Linked DNA regions of Homo sapiens: regions 2, 3 and 4 are each linked to region 1. Evidence: read pairs that join two places in POLR2A ChIA-PET (ENCODE). Cell type or tissue: CD4-positive, alpha-beta T cell. All regions are shown on one strand. Region 1 overlaps STRADA (STE20 related adaptor alpha). Region 2 overlaps MILR1 (mast cell immunoglobulin like receptor 1). Region 3 overlaps MAP3K3 (mitogen-activated protein kinase kinase kinase 3). Region 4 overlaps DCAF7 (DDB1 and CUL4 associated factor 7).

The links. Peaks named below come from ENCODE experiments on the same cell type or tissue, not always from the same donor. Only the 100,000 strongest peaks of a DNase experiment are listed, where the experiment ranks them.
Region 2: POLR2A ChIA-PET joins it to region 1 with 5 read pairs; 1 of 35 experiments calls an interaction of 5 or more read pairs at or near these places.
Region 3: POLR2A ChIA-PET joins it to region 1 with 7 read pairs; 15 of 35 experiments call an interaction of 5 or more read pairs at or near these places.
Region 4: POLR2A ChIA-PET joins it to region 1 with 5 read pairs; 3 of 35 experiments call an interaction of 5 or more read pairs at or near these places.

What each region holds. Positions count from the first base shown.
Region 1 is chr17:63,708,945-63,712,944 of GRCh38, reverse strand. STRADA (STE20 related adaptor alpha) reads left to right here. Exons shown (of 13, transcript NM_001003787.4): 7 at 2,109-2,217; 8 at 2,331-2,454. Among named protein-coding and RNA genes, the nearest start is that of LIMD2, 11 kb to the right of the region's middle. RefSeq lists a silencer at 2,322-2,616. In CD4-positive, alpha-beta T cell, CTCF peaks have their summits at 2,213 and 2,415 (motif pointing right); a DNase peak (open chromatin) is centred at 2,424; H3K27ac peaks cover 987 bases.
Region 2 is chr17:64,454,718-64,458,717 of GRCh38, reverse strand. It overlaps MILR1 (mast cell immunoglobulin like receptor 1), which reads right to left. Exons shown (of 10, transcript NM_001085423.2): 4 at 1,034-1,318. Among named protein-coding and RNA genes, the nearest start is that of MILR1, 7.6 kb to the right of the region's middle. RefSeq lists an enhancer at 1,313-1,372. In CD4-positive, alpha-beta T cell, no CTCF peak of the experiment used is centred here; no DNase peak of the experiment used is centred here; H3K27ac peaks cover 915 bases.
Region 3 is chr17:63,654,785-63,658,784 of GRCh38, reverse strand. It overlaps MAP3K3 (mitogen-activated protein kinase kinase kinase 3), which reads right to left. Exons shown (of 16, transcript NM_002401.5): 5 at 878-991. Among named protein-coding and RNA genes, the nearest start is that of MAP3K3, 34 kb to the right of the region's middle. RefSeq lists an enhancer at 3,371-3,420. In CD4-positive, alpha-beta T cell, no CTCF peak of the experiment used is centred here; no DNase peak of the experiment used is centred here.
Region 4 is chr17:63,558,990-63,562,989 of GRCh38, reverse strand. The region is part of intron 1 of DCAF7 (DDB1 and CUL4 associated factor 7); the gene reads right to left. Among named protein-coding and RNA genes, the nearest start is that of DCAF7, 11 kb to the right of the region's middle. RefSeq lists a silencer at 38-258. In CD4-positive, alpha-beta T cell, no CTCF peak of the experiment used is centred here; no DNase peak of the experiment used is centred here.

The sequences.
Region 1 (4,000 bases):
ACTGCAACCCCCACCTCCCAGGTTCAAGCGATTCTCCTGCCTTAGCCTCCCGAGTAGCTGGGACTATAGGCGCACACCACCATGCCCGGCTAACTTTTGTATTTTTAGAAAAGACGGGGTTTCTTCATGTTGGCCAGGCTGGTCTCAAACTCCTGACTTCAGGTGATCTGCCTGCCTTGGTCTCCCAAAGTGCTGTGATTACAAATGTGAGCCACCGCATCTGGCCTCTTTTTTTTCGAGACAGGGTCTCATTTTATTGCCCTGGCTGGAGTACAGTGGCAGGACCACGGCTTACTGCAGCCTTAACCTCCTGGGCTCAAATGATTCTCCTGCCTCAGCCCCCCAAGTAGCTGGGACTATAGGCACACCACACCTGACTAATTTTTGTATTTTTTGTAGAGACAGAGTTTCACCATCTTGCCCAGGCTGGTCTCAAACTCCTGAGCTCGAGCAATCAACTCACCTCAGTCTCCCAAAATGCTAGGATTACAGGTGTGAGCCACTATGCCCAGTCCTGACATTCCTTTCTATTCGAGAAGCAAGTAGCCACTCTCTCGTTAAACTGAGAGAGGGGGCAGGCATGGTAGCTCATGCCTGTAATCCCAACACTTTGGGAGGGCAAGGCAGGGAGATTGCTTGAGCCCGGGAGTTTGAGATTGCACTACCAAACTCCAGCCTGGGTGACAGACTGAGTCCCTGGCTCAAAAAATAAAACAAAACAAAACGGAGAGAGACTGTGAGTCTAGTAAGTGCTTGGGAGTTAGACTCTCCTTTCCTGATGCCAGCTTAGAGTCAGGGCCTGGGGCAGTTTTCCTTCAGTAGAGTTAGTTGCAGCCCCTCCCCTCCTTCATTTACAACTTTTTCTGAATTGGTGGTTACCTGATGGTGCTCTAGGACCTGTTCATCTGTTCATAGTAGTTTGGTGGGTCTGAGGATGGAGCAGAAGCCAGTCTCAGCTGGCCTTCTCCTCCATCAACTGTGTTTTCTTTTTCTTTTTTTTTTCTTTATTTGAGACAAGGTCTGGCTCTGTTGCTCAGGCTGGAGTGCGGTGGTGCAATCACAGCTCACCACAGCCTCAACTGCTCAGGCACAGGTGATTCTACCACTTAAGCTTCCCGAGTAGCTGGGACTAAAGGCATGCACCACCATGCTCAACTAATTTTTTGTATGTTTCATATAGATGGGGTTTCGCCATGTTGCCCAGGCTGGTCTCCAACTCTTGGGCTCAAGTGATCTGCCTGCCTCGCCTCCCAAAGTGCTGGGATTACAGGCGTGAGCCACCATGCCCGGCCATGTTTTCTTTTATAATAGAAACATAGTTTTGGGCTGGGCACAGTGGCTCACGCCTGCAATCCCAGCACTTTGGGAGGCCAAAGCAGGCCTAGGCAACATGGCAAAACCCTGTCTCTACAAAAAAATATAAAAAATTAGCTAGGTATGTTGACGTCCACCTGTGGTCGCAGCTACCAGCGAGGCTGAGGTGGGAGGATGACTTGAGCCTGGGAAGTTCAGGCTGCAGTGAGACGGGATCACACCACTGCACTCCAGCCTGGGTGACAGAGCAAGACCCTGTCTCAAAAAAATAAAAAAGAAAACATTTTTGGCCAGGTGCAGTGGCTTGGTGGCTCACGCCTATAATCCTAGCACTTTGGGAGGCTGAGGCAGAAGGACTGCTTGAGCCCAGGAGTTTGAGACCAGCCTGGGCAACACAGTGAGACCTTGTCTCTACAAATAACAACAACAAAATATTTTTTGTTTTCTTATCTTAAAGAGGAATTCTATACGTTGGCCCTTGAAATTGAGATAAGCTTATAACTTCAGAAGTCTTCAGTCAACAGTTTGCCTTCATCATCTCTGAGTCGGTGTGCTGGCACCCTTTGTTGTTGGCAGTTTCCCTATCTGGCAGAGGCAAAGCAGTGCTGGGTCCCTGCAGAGGCAGCAGGGCCTTGTTTTTCCTATGTTGGCAGGCACCTGCTTAGGCTGTTCCCATGACTCTGAGAACACCCAGAAAGTGCCAGGTCCCCCTATTGTCCATGCTGCCATCTTTGTGTTGAGCGGCATCCTTCAGTGCCATTTGGTTCTGACTTCAGCTTCATCATTGCTTCCAGGGCGAGCTGCATGTCTCCAAACTCTTCAACCATCCCAATATCGTGCCATATCGAGCCACTTTTATTGCAGACAATGAGCTGTGGGTTGTCACATCATTCATGGCATACGGTGAGTGGGAAAGGGTTCTTGGTAGAAAGGGGTTATTGGGACTCTGTTGTCAGATTGCCTGTGTTTTCCTCCTCCATTACCTTTCACTGCCTCCATGCAATCCTTTTCTGCAGGTTCTGCAAAAGATCTCATCTGTACACACTTCATGGATGGCATGAATGAGCTGGCGATTGCTTACATCCTGCAGGGGGTGCTGAAGGCCCTCGACTACATCCACCACATGGGATATGTACACAGGTGCGTTCTTAGGCGGCCTTTCCCATGATTACAGTGGGTAGCTATGCCCCTGAGCCTTCAGGTAAAGTGAAGTTTGACTGAAGTTAATGAAGCCAGAGTTTAAAATCAAGGATCTGGATTCTTGCTGAAGATCTCTTTGCTCTGAAAAGAAACAGGGCCCAGCGCGATGGCTCACGCCTGTAATCACAGCGCTTGGGAGGCCAAGGCAGGTGGATCACAAGGTCAGGAGTTTGAGACCAGCCTGGCCAACATAGTGAAACCCTGTCTCTACTAAAAATACAAAAATTAGCCGGGTGTGGTGGCACATGCTTGTAGTCCCAGTAGCTGGGACTACAAGCTGAGGCAGGAGAATCGCTTGAACCTGGGAGGCGGAGGTTGCAGTGACTGGAGATCACACCACTGCACTCCAGCCTGGGTGGCAGAGTGAGACTCTTGTCTGAAAAAAAAAAAAAAAAAAAGAGAGAAGGATCTGGATTCTGACCTTGCCACTGACTTGGGAGATGGTCACTTAGCCTGTTAGTGCTGAAGCCACTGACTTTCTCTTTGCTGAGCAGCTTGGTCTTGAGTGTTGTGTGAGAGGAACATCTGATGTGGACCTTTGTACTCCACTCTCTGCCTCCTTCTTTCTGTGCCCCAGAGTCAGTCTTATGCTGAGAGACCAGGGCGAAGACAGATAGCTTAGTAGATAGTGTCAGGAAATCAGCTCATAGTAGGGAAAATGGTAAAACTGGACCCCTACATAACTCCTCATACAGAGAAGGACTGCAGCTGGATTAAAGGCTTCTATGTAAAATGTGAAACTGTAGACTTAAATAGAAGGAAATGTGAGAAAATGTTTTTGTGACCTGAGGCATGTAATAATTTCTCAACATTTTAGAAGCACAAAACATAAGACAAAAGATTGATGAATTTGATTAGATCAAGAAGATTTCTATCCAATACAAGATACCATGAAAAAGGTTAAGAAACAAGTGACAGAGCAGATGATATTAGCTTTGTCACCACAGGAGATTAGTAACAGGGAAATCTTGCAAATCAACAAGAAATGGACAGCAAAGCAAGAAAAATGGGCCAAAGATATGAAGTTTACAAAAGAGGAAACCCCAAGACAAACCCATCATAGGAAGAGCCACTCAAATCTCGCAATCAGAGAAAAGCAAATGAAAAACAAGATGTCACCTTATACACATGAGACTGGCAGCGGTTGGGAGGCTGGACGAGTCCCAGTGTGGCAAGGACGGGGAGCCTCCTGTCCAGGTGGTGGAAGATGCCCGGTGCTGCCAGTCAGGGTCACAGAACCAGAACCATCAATGCCACTTCTGGATGTACACCCTAAAGAAACCCTCGTGCAGACCCATCAGGGGACATGTTTGGATGTCACCATTCACACGTGTGTTGGTTAGGGGTAGTGTGAGTGTCTGTCCCCAGAAGGATGGATGAGTAAAAGTGTTAGATCTCTTCCCAGAACCAAGGTGACAATTAGAAGAAAAGATGAAAGGTACACAGCTAGCAATACAGATGTGTCTGGAAACTACAGCCCTGAGTG
Region 2 (4,000 bases), 750 kb before region 1:
TCCCCACGGCTCCCTGAACCCCTCAGCCTAGGGGAAGGTGCATAGCCTGGAGGTACCAGACCAGAGCCCACTAAACACAGGGCTTGGCCAGAGGCCTCTCTTGCCCTGAGCCAAGGGTGGTGCAGGAGTCTGGACCCATCATCATTAGCAGTGGAGCAATAAACAGCCAAGCAGGAGGGCATGGTATTAGAAATCAGTACAAGATGGCCAGGCACAGTGGCTCACAGCTGTTATCCCAGCATTTTGGGAGGCCGAGGTGGGCAGATCGCTTGGGGCCAGGAGTTCGAGACCAGTCTGGCCAACATGGTGAAAACCCGTCTCTACTGAAAATACAAAAATTAGCCAAGCGTGGTGGCGGGTGCCTGTAGTCCCAGCTACTCAGGAGGCTGAGGCACAAGAATCTCTAGAACCTGGGAGGCAAAGGTTGCAATGAGCTGAGATCACACCACTGCACTCCAGCCTGGGCAACAGAGTGACACTCTGAAAAAAAGAAAAGAAAAGAAAGAAGGAAGGAAGGAAGGAAAGAAGGAAGGAAGGAAGGAGGGAAGGAAGGAAGGAAGGGAAAGAAAGGCAGGCATACAAGAAGGAAGGAAGGAAGGAAGGAAAAGAAAGAAAGGCAGACATACAAATGATGAAAAAACAAAGAAAACTAAAAGACCTGGCAGTTCTAAGACAGATGCAAATTGGAAAGGCAGGGCAGAAAGTTTTGCCACAAGTCCCCCTCCTGCTCCAGTTTCTAGGCCTTTCTGTGGTTCCTTTATGGCAGAAAGCAACCCCATGAGAGTTTGCATGGACTCTACCAAAGAGACCCTTCAAGTGATCTGCCAGCCACAACCTTCCAAAGTGCTGGGATTACAGGTGTGAGCCACTGCACACGACCTAGTTTTCCTTCTATCCTTCTACCTTGACAAATGCACCTTCAGAAGGACCTGGAAGGTCAGGTGGCCATGGTGGGAAATGGGTGGGCAGAGGAGCAGCTGCAGTTTCTGGAAGTGAGTTCAGACCTGGCTGAAAGAACTCAGGTTGCTCTTACCTGTTGAGGGCATGGTGACAGGGTGACTGTATGTTGCATAGTTAGGCAATCTGTTTTTAGCTTCACACCTATACTCTTCCTCTTCTCCAGGATTCTTCTTGGTTAAGTTAAATTCAGCAGGCTCCCTGTCATACTTGGAAATAGCTGGTGATATGGCAACATGGTTTTCAAAGAAAGTGTAATTGATGGGCAGCGAGCCATTGACTGAGAGGCAATGTAATGTTATATGTCGGTCTGTTTCTGTTTGAATGACCATAATGTTCAGCACTGGGGAAGTCACCGGGTCTGGAAGAATGAAAGTGAACATGAAAAGGATAAACAGACTGGGTGTGCTCACTCAGACCACAAATATGAGTGGAACCCTTACTCCACTCCAGGCTGTGGAACCAAGATGAACGACCCCCTTCCTGAGAAGTCAAGAAGCTCACGGCCCACTGGGAAAGGCCAATGGGCATGTGGCCAACCCCGTGCAGTGTGTTGTTAGCCGAGGTTCTCAGCTGAGTGCTGAGAAAGCCAGAGAGTGGAGGGCATCTCTCTGCTTTGAGGAATTGGGGTGCAAGCTTGCCCTTCCTAGAATTCACAATCTATTTATTGTTAATAATGAATATAATTTTGTCAATGATCCAGTTCTAAGTATGAAGCTGAGAAGTGCTTTTTTATGTTTATTTTTTATAGACATAGGGCCTTACCATGTTGGCCAGGTTGGTCTTGAACTCCTGGCCTCAAGTGATCCTCCCACCTTGAATTCCCAAAGTGCTGTGGTTACAGGCAGGAGCCACCACACCCGGCCCAAGAAGTGCTTTTATTCTCAATCCTTGTAAATTTACAGTGGGTTTTTTTAATCCAAAAATATCATTTTCTTTTCAATGTATTTATTTATTCAGAGACAGGGTTTTGCTCTTTCAACCATGCTGGAGTGAAGTGGCACAATTATAGCTCACTGTAACCTCAAACTCCCAGGCTCAAGTGATCCTCCTGCCTCAGCCTCTGTAGCTGGGACTACAGGTGCACACTGCTGGCTAATTTTTAAATGTTTTGTAGAGACAGAGTCTCACTATGTTGCCCGGGCTGGTCTCAAACTCTTGGCTTCAAGTGATTTTCCCACCTCAGCCTCCCAAAGTGCCGGGATTTCAGGTGTGAGCCACCATGCCCAGCCCCAAAAATATCGTTTTCTCCAACTGTACTTTTATTTATAGAACTCAGCTGCACAATTATCTTTCACTTCCTCCAAAGAGCAGGAAGTAACCCTGCTAACTAGATTCAAGAGAAATTCTCAACAGGAAATGGGTCTGCTACACTCTGTTAGATCATAGCCTATTCTATGACCTAACAGAAAAACCCAGCTATACATTTTATTATATATATATATAATGCATTAATAAGACAGTATTATAGGAAAGGAAGAAAAGCTGTTAAGTATCTATCATGTGCCAGGCGTGCCAGTCACATGATCTCATTTGACCTTCACGACAGTCTTGTAGTGTGGATAGTATCATGCCCATTCCACAGATGAACCAACTGTGCTTCAGAGAGATTGAGAAATTTGCCCAAGGTCACACAGCTAGTAAATGGCCGAGTTGGGACTGACTTCAAGAGTCCACACTTAAAAACAATTTTTTTTTTATTTACTTTCTTTTCTGTTTTGAGACGGAGTCTCACTCTGTCACCCAACCTGGAGTGCAGTGCCACGATCTCAGCTCATTGCAACCTCTACCTCCCAGGTTCAAGCAATTCTCCTGCCTCAGCCTCCCAAGTAGCTGGGGATTACAGGTGCCCACCACCATGCCTAGCTAATTTTTGTATTTTTAGTACAGACAGGGTTTCACCATGTTGGCCAGACTGGTCTTGAACTACTGACCTCAAGTGATCTGCCCCCACTCAACCTCCCAAAGTGCTGGGATTACAGGCGTGAGCCACTGCAGCCGGCCCTGTGTTCTCTTTAAACATTTGATGAGTGAGCACTTTGGGAGGCCGAGGTGGGCAGATCACGAGGTCAGGAGATTGAGACCATCCTGGCTAACATGGTGAAACCCCGTCTCTACTAAAAATACAAAAAAAAAAAAATTAGCCAGGCGTGGTGGCAGGCGCCTGTAGTCCCACCTACTCGGGAGGCTGAGGCAGGAGAATTGTGTGAACCCGGGAGGCAGAGCTTGCAGTGAGCCGAGATGGTGCCACTGCACTCCAGCCTGAGTGACAGAGCAAGATCCATCTCAAAAAAAAAATTTTTTTTTGATGAGTGAATCAGTGATTAATGAATTTGTGTTTATGGCTCATAGTTTCAACCCTTACTGGGTTGGAGACAACACTATGTTTTAGGCCTCATTAAAAACCCAGTAGTACAATTGCTTGCATGGAGTAGGTACTCCGTAGTGCCTATTGATCTGGCCTAACTGAAGATGATACAGTTTTATAATCTACCAAGATAGTTTTATTACCAGACTGTGTAATTACCCTAACAAATTGCAGGAAGGTCGTGCACAAAAAACATATGAACTGATGGGCTTATTGCTGAGTGCAGCAGGAGTCTGACCACTAGAGAATACCATCAGCTGTGTTCCTGCCCTCACATATCCATCGTATTCCAGTACCATGTTTGCAGGGATTTTCCCCCTCCTTCTTCCTTTTCCTTTCACAAGGAATATACTCAGTTTATGTCCAAAGATCATTGGGATTTTTTTTTTCTTGAGACAGGGTCTCTCTCTGTCACCCAGGCTGCAGTGCAGTGGTGCAATCACAGCTCACTGCAGCCTTGAACTCCTGGGCTGAGGCAATCCTCCCAACTCAGCCTCCTGAGTAGTTGGCACTATAGGCACGCCACCACGCTCAGCTACATATATATATTTTTTAACTTTTTGTAGACACACAGTCTCCACATAGTTCCCAGGCTGGTCTCAAACTCCTGGGCTCAGGTGATCCTCCCGCCTCAGCCTCACAAAGTGCTGGGATTACACCTGTGAGACAGCGCAC
Region 3 (4,000 bases), 54 kb after region 1:
CCAGCCTGGGCAACAAGAGCAAAACTCTGTCTCAAAAAAAAAAAAAAAAAGAAAAGAAATGGTCAGCATGAGCAGCATTCCACCTAAACTTTGTCCTAGTCACTACACCCACACTTATGCTGCCATGTTGGCTGTCCACATAAAGAAAAGGAAAGCCTGTCAAGCATAAGAAAAGGAAATGGTGCCAAGAAACCTTCAGAAACATGCATCTGAAGAAAACTGGTAGAAGAATCAGTAATTGGAAGACAGATACAGATTGCAAGCATTCTTGTGAAATGCGGGCCTCCAGGAATCCTTCAGGAGAGGAAACTGTGCATAAGGGATAATTCCCCACTTCTGACACCCTACAGACTGCCTGCCATTGGGTAAAGCAACAGCTGATAAGTTATAAGAGGCCCCCAACCCATGGCTTTTTCCACTGAACAAAAGGAAAAGTTTGTTTCCTACAAGTGTTCCAAGGGAAAGGCAAGGTGTTGTGGGAGTTGGGTTTATAAAGCATGACAGTCTCAAATCTTTGACAGTCTTTCCTAATCGGCACTGCCAAACGAATCAAATTTCTCTTGTTGGGGTCAAAATCTAATTGAAAAAACATAAATTTAGAGCACAAGAATTTTATTCTTTATCATAAAGTATTTTCCTTCCTCCCTCACCAAAAGTCAAATAACCTTTAGATGCAATGTTAACACTGACAATCTGGCTTTTCGGTGAAATCAAATGCAGAATGTTCACTGGCCACTGACAAGTGGGCTGTGCTGTGCTTATGCTCTCAATTTGGCAGTGGCTGAGGAACGAAAATGTCTGTCAAGGAGGCGAGACAAGTTCCTGAAGGAAAGCAAGCTTTGTCTTCAGCTGCCAGACCATGACAAGGGCTACTTACATGGTTTCTGTCCTGGGACAACAGCAATATCCTAAGGCTTTTCATGCTTGAGCTTCTATCTAAAATGTCAATTGCTTTATCAAGATCATCTTGGTTTTTCAGCAGGATGGAGAGCTGTGATACAAGACATAGAAAAGGAAAATAATATAAAACAGAAGTTTATCTCAATGTTTCACTTTGCAGAAATAAAATAAACAAAAAATAAAAATACATTTGGAGGAAAACAATCTCACTGGATACTATGGGGTCTTAAGAGATCTAGTTGAAACCATACAGATTTTTTTCTCTAAATGTACAATCCAAAAATTTGTAGTACCTTTACATAGTTGTGCAACCATCATCATAATCCAATTTTAAAACATTTCCAGAACTCCAACAGGATCTCTTGTGCCCATTTATAGTCACTCCTCCTTCCCACCTCCAGCCCCAGGCAACCACTACTCTACTTTCTATCTCTATTGATTTGCCTTTTCTGGACATTTCATTCCATTTAGACTCATACAATTCATACATATTCAATTCAATTCATAAAGATTCAATCTTTTTCATCTAGCTTCTTTCACTTAATGTTTTTTAGTTCATCCATGCTGTAGCATACCTCAGTACCCAGTTGTGAGATACTTTCTGAGAAGAGCTGCCTCTCCAAAAACACTAATTTACTTCAAAATATCAAGTTGCAAACAGTTACAGCCCCCATATTCTTTTCCAAATTAAGTAGGATCATGTCCCACTCTACTGCCAATTGTGCTGACATTAATAGAACAAGCAGAAAAGGAAGAGAAGGGGTGGAGGGATGGTCAGAGGATGAAAATTGTTATACAAATAAAAACACAAATTTAGACTGCATAGCACGGTTTAATTATCTTTCTGTTTAAGGGCAAAGTCAGTGACTAGAACCTGAAAACTACCTCCTCCATTCTCACGGAGCTTTTCCCCCTTTGCTTGGCACTTCTCTCTCCTGTCGCCATATGAAGGATGTGTTTGCTTTCCCTTCCGTCATGATTGTAAGTTTCCTGAGGCCTCCCCAGCCATGCTGAACTGTGAGTCAATTAAACCTCTTTCCTTTATAAATTACCCAGTCTTGGGCAGTTTTTTACAGCAGCGTGAGAACAGACTAATACACTCATACGTTCCAGTGAAATATTAAATAGAAGGTCCCTGAGGGTACAAATAAGTCTCACTCACTGCAAAAAGCAGAGCATGTTATGAATACTTGGTATTAAGAGATTCATAAGATGCAAACGTATGCCTTGCTTAGGACCTAGCAAATGTCAGATCTTATTCTTATTCTTCTTATTTTTTGGAGACAGAGTCTTACTCTGTCGCCCAGGCTGGAGTGCAGTGGCACAATCACAACTTGCTGCAATGTCCACCTCCTGGGTTCAAGTGATTCTCCTGCCTTAGCCTCCAGAGTAGCCGGGATTACAGGTGCACACCACCACTCCCCACTAATTTTTTTTTTTTTTTAGTAGAGACTGGGTTTTGCCATATTGGTCAGGTTGGTCTTGAACTCCTGACCTCAAGTAATCTGCCCACCTCAGCCTACCAAACTGGTGGGATTACAGGAGTGAGCCACCACGCCTGGTCAGATTTTATACACGTATGGTAAACACAAAATCAAGCAAAAGTCCAATTAACTTACACAGTTCCCAATTTATAATACAAGATTTTTTTTTTTGAGACAGCATCTCCCTCTGTTGCCCAGGCTGGAGTGCAGTGGCACAATCTCGGCTCACAGCAACCTCCGCCTCCTGGGCTAAAGTGATCCTCCTGCCTCAGCCTCTCAAGTAGCTGGGATTACAGGCATGAGGCACCACACCCGACTAATTTTTGTACTTTTTGTAGAGATGGGGTTTCACCATGTTGTCCAGGCTGGTCTTGAACTCCTGAGCTCAAGAGATCTGCCTGCCTCAGCCTCCCAAAGTGCTGGCATTACAGGCATGAACCATCGCGCCTCGCCAAAAACAGTACATATTTAAAATAAAATCTCAAAACTACTTATGGAATGGGAGAATGTTCTGCAAATCATATTATATTGCAAAAGAATTTCTTCCTGTGTGACATTCAAAGTGGGAATAAATAAGAATGGTTGGGAAGGGAGTTAAATAAAAAAAACCAAGTAGGCTGGGGATAGTGGCTCACACCTGTAATCCTAGGAGGCTGTGGCGGGAGGCTCACTTGAGGCCAGGAGTTTAAGACCAGCCTGGGCAAAATAGTGAGACCCCCATCTCTACAAAAATTTATTTTTAATTAGCTCAGTGTGGTGGCATGTGCTTATTGTCCCAGTTACTGGGGAAACTGAGGTGGGGGGATCACTTGAACCCAGGATGTCAAGGCTGCAGTGAGCCATGATTGCACACTGCACTCTGGCCTGCGCAACAAAGTGAAACCCTGTCTCAAACCAAAAACAAAAACAAAACTCACAGTGACATATCACTTTACACCTACTAGGATGGCTATTAAAAGAAGAAAATAACAAATGTTGGTAAGGATGGTGGAGAAACTGCAGCCCTCACTGATATGGTTTGGCTGTGTCCCCATCCAAATCCCATATTGATTTGTAGTTCCAATAATCCCCATGTGTTGTGGCAGGGACCCAGTGGGAGGTAACTGAATCACGGGGGTGGTTATCCCATGCTGCTGTTCTCCTGATAGTGAGTGAGTTCTCACGAGATCTGATGGTTTTATAGGAGGCTTTTTCTCATTTGCTTGGCCCTTCTCTCTCCTGTCGCCATGTGAAGGATGTGTTTGCTTTCCCTTCCATCATGATTGTTAAGTTTGCTAGGCCTCCCCAGCCATGCTGAACTGTGAGTCAATTAAACCTCTTTCCTTTATTTGTTTATTTAAAAATAAAATAAAATAATTTTTTTTAATCGTTTTTTGAGACAGAGTCTCAACTCTGTCTCAAATGAGCTGCAATCTCGGCTCATTGCAACCTCCGCCTCTCGGGTTCAAGTAATTCTTCTGCCTCAGGCTCCTGAGTAGCTGGGACTACAGGTGTGCACCACCATGCCCAGCTAATTTTTATATCAGCAGCAGAGACGGCGTTTCACCATGTTGGCCAGGCTGGTCTCGAACTCCTGACCTCGTGATCTGCCCGCCTCAGCCTCCCAAAGTGCTGGG
Region 4 (4,000 bases), 150 kb after region 1:
AGCCAGGCAGGGTGTTGTGCGTCTGTAATTCTAGCAACTTGGGAGGCTGAGGTGGAAGAATCTCTTGAGCCTGAGAGGTTGAGGCTGCAGTGAGCTGTGAATTGTGCCACTGTACTCCAGCCCAGCTCATAGAGCAAGACAGTGTCTCAAAAGAAAAAAAAAAAAAAGAAAATATTTTCTGCGGTGTTTGGTTTTTTGTTCTTGTGCATATTCTCACTCATAGGTGGGAATTGAACAATGAGAACACACGGACACAGGAAGGGGAACATCACACTCTGGGGACTGTTGTGGGGTGGGGGGAGGGGGGAGGGATAGCACTGGGAGATATACCTAATGCTAGATGACGAGTTAGTGGGTGCAGCGCACCAGCATGGCACGTGTATACATATGTAACTAACCTGCACATTGTGCACATGTACCCTAAAACTTAAAGTATAATAATAATAATAAAAAATAAAAAATAAAAAATAAAAAAAGAAAATATTTTCTGCTGTCTTTTGACTTTGTCCATGGCATATCTTTCACAGAGAAATGTTTTATTTGTATGTACTATAGAATCTGCCAATCTTTTCCTTTGTTGACTCTGGAATTAATTAATGAGTGTCCGTGCGCACCCCCACTGCCTCATGACAAATTTCCTGATCAACTTTCTAATAATGTTTGTGGACTTTCCTTTATAATTAGACGTTTGATCTGGAATTAGTTTTCATCATACACTGTGAATTAGGGGTTCTAAATTTTTCTGCTAGATGAACAACTGTGCCATACGATGTAATCTTTTACCCAGTGAATTACAGTTCTATCTTATCACATATTTCACATTTATATATACTAAAGTTGTCTTTGAAATATTCTATTCAGTTCCACCTATCTCTCTGGCTATATCAATTCCAGTATGTTTATTCTAATCTGGTAGGGTAAGTGTTCCTCTGTTTTTCAACATGTTCTTTTTCCCCCTAAGTTTTTTTTTTTTTTTTTTGGACATTGACATACATTTATTCTGAACACTCTGGAGACAGACAGCACTCTAGTTCTGGCCCTCCTTTACCCCTTATATGACTTTGGGCAAGCCACTTAGCACATAGCTGAGCTTCAGGTTCCTCACCTTCCTGTAAGTTTTGATATGTAGCATTTTTTTTCCAATCAGTTGATTTCAACTTAAAAAAATTTTTTTTCTAAATACACAGTTTTTGTAAATTGGGTTATTGTTTAAAGTGAATTTTCCGTTGAATGCAAAGCTCTCTATACTTATAACACATTTTCTTCTTTCGAGATGGGGTCTCACTCTGTCACCCAGACTGAAGTACAGTGGCTCGATCTAGGCTCACTGCAAGCCACTGCCTTCTGGGCTCAAGCGATCCTCCCACCTCACCCTCCCAAGTAGCTGAAACCACAGGCATGGTGCCACCACATCTGGCTATTTTTTATATTTTGATAGAGATGGAGTTTCACCATGTTGCCCAGGCTGATCTCAAACTCCTGGGCCCAATGATCTGCCAGCCTCAGCCTCCCAAAGCGCTGGGATTACAGGTGTGAACAAACTGTAATTTTCTAACCCTCTATATCCTTGTTTTGTCTACTTCACTTAACAATTTCCAACATATGAACCAAATTCTCCCTATATTTACAAAATTTTTGCTTTCTATTTAAACGCTATACTCTTAGATATGTAAAGACTTATGACTTTTTATTCTTAGTCGGTTGTACTTTTCTTTTTTATTTTTTGAGATAGAGTCTTGCTCTATTGCCCAGGCTGGAGTGCAGTGGCGTGATCTCAGCTCACTGCAACCTCCGCCTCCCGGGTTCAAGTCATTCTCCTGCCTCAGCCTCCTAAGTAGCTGGGATTACAGGCACACACCACTACACCCAACTAATTTTTGTATTTTGAGACAAGGTTTCACCATGTTGGCCAGGCTGGTCTTGAACTCCTGACCTCAAGTGATCTGACTGCCTCAGCCTCCCAAAGTGCTGGGATTACAGGCATGAGCCACTGCACCCAGCCTGTAGTGGGGATTACAGGTGTGAGCCATCACGCCCAGCCTGTATGTTTAACATGTAAAATATTTCCTTTTGTTTCAACATTTTTGCCTTGAATTTTATCTGATGTTAATATTATCATGCCTGACTTCTTCTCTATAAAAAGAACTGCTTCTTGCTACTATATGCCTAGTGCTTCTTCATTCATTCCTTTCTGTTTATTCCTCTTTCTGAAGTTCTACTAAGATTTAATTTTTATTAATGTTAGCTTTTTTATTACTAACTTTCTTACTAGGTAATACATACACAAGGCCCAAATTTTGAAAGGCATAAAAGCAAAGCAATTACAGTACAAATTAGAGCCCCTACATCCCAGTCCCTTTCCCTGGAAAAATCAATGTTATCAATTTCTTGTGTATCCCTTCTACACACAACCACATATGGGTGTACATATGTATATGCATATGCTTTTAAAAAACACAGGTGTTTACTCTTCTACATATTTTTCCACCGAATATTTATTTTAAAATATTCCATATCAGTATATGAAAAGCTAGCTCATTCTTTTAACAGCTGCATGGAGGTAGCATAATTTATTCAACAATTTCCCTAATAATAATATTTTCATATTTTTCTTTTACAAATAATGCTAAAATGAATATCCTTGCACTTTAGTCATTTCAACCACATGAGTATAGCTGTAGGATGAATTACCACTAGCGGAACTACCAGGTGGAAAATAATGCCAATTTAAATTTTGATAGCAACTGCATGGGAAAGCTACACATACGTGTATACACACACACACAGTAGATTACCACGGTTTTTTATTTTTCCTAATCTAGCTGAAACTCCATTTTTTTTTTTTCTTATGAGGTTCAGTTCTTCATACGTTCAAGAATCATTTACATATCCTTTCTGGAAACTCTTCCTATCTATTTCTCTTTTTCTACTGGGTGACTGGTCTCCTGGTGATTTGCAGATCTTTATATGCAGTTATTAAGGGATTTGTTCTTTGTCTAGGACATTACATGTATTTTTTCAGTTTGTCACTTATCTTTTGACTTTGGTTTTGTTACAGAGATTTTATTTTTATATAGTTTACTTCTACTTTCATGGCTTTCTCACACCAAGATTCTCCCGTGTTTTACAGTTATATGTTTACATTCTTCCATTTATCTGGAATTCTGGTACAAGGTTTTTTTTTCTTTGAGACGGAGTCCCACTCTGTTGCCCAGGCTGGAGTGCAATGGTGCCATCTCGGCTCACTGCAATCTCTGCCTCCTGGGTTCAAGCGATTCTCCTGCCTCAGCTTCCCGAGTAGCTGGGATTACAGGCACCTGCCACCATGCCCGGCTACTTTTTGCATTTTTAGTAGAGACAGGGTTTCACCATGCTGACCAGACTGGTCTCAAACTCCTGACCTTAGGCGATCCACCCGCCTCAGCCTCCCAAAGTGCTGGGATTACAGGTGTGAGCCACTGCACCCGGCTGGTACAAAGCTTAAGGTAGAGATCCAATTTTTTTTTCTGGTTTCAATACCAATTATTAAAAATATATATATATATATATACACACACATATATATATACGTATATATATACATATATATACATATATATATACATATATATACACATATATATATACATACATATATATACGTATATATATGTATGTATATATATATACATATATATATATATATGGGTCTCACACTGTCACCCGGGCTGGAGTGCAATGATGCAATCTTGGCTCACTGCAACCTCCACCTCCTGGGTTCAAGTGATTCTCCTGCCTCAGCCTCCCAAGTAGCGAGGATTACAGGTGCCCACCACCATGCCTGGCTAATTTTTCGTATTTTTAGTAGAGACGGGCTTTCACTATGTTGGCCAGGCTGGTCTCGAACTCCTGACCTCGTGATCTGCCTGCCCCCGCCTCCCAAAGTGCTGGAATTACAGGCGTGAGCCACTGTGCCTGGCCTTAAAAATATTTTTTCTTCATTTCCTATCACCTTTAGCAC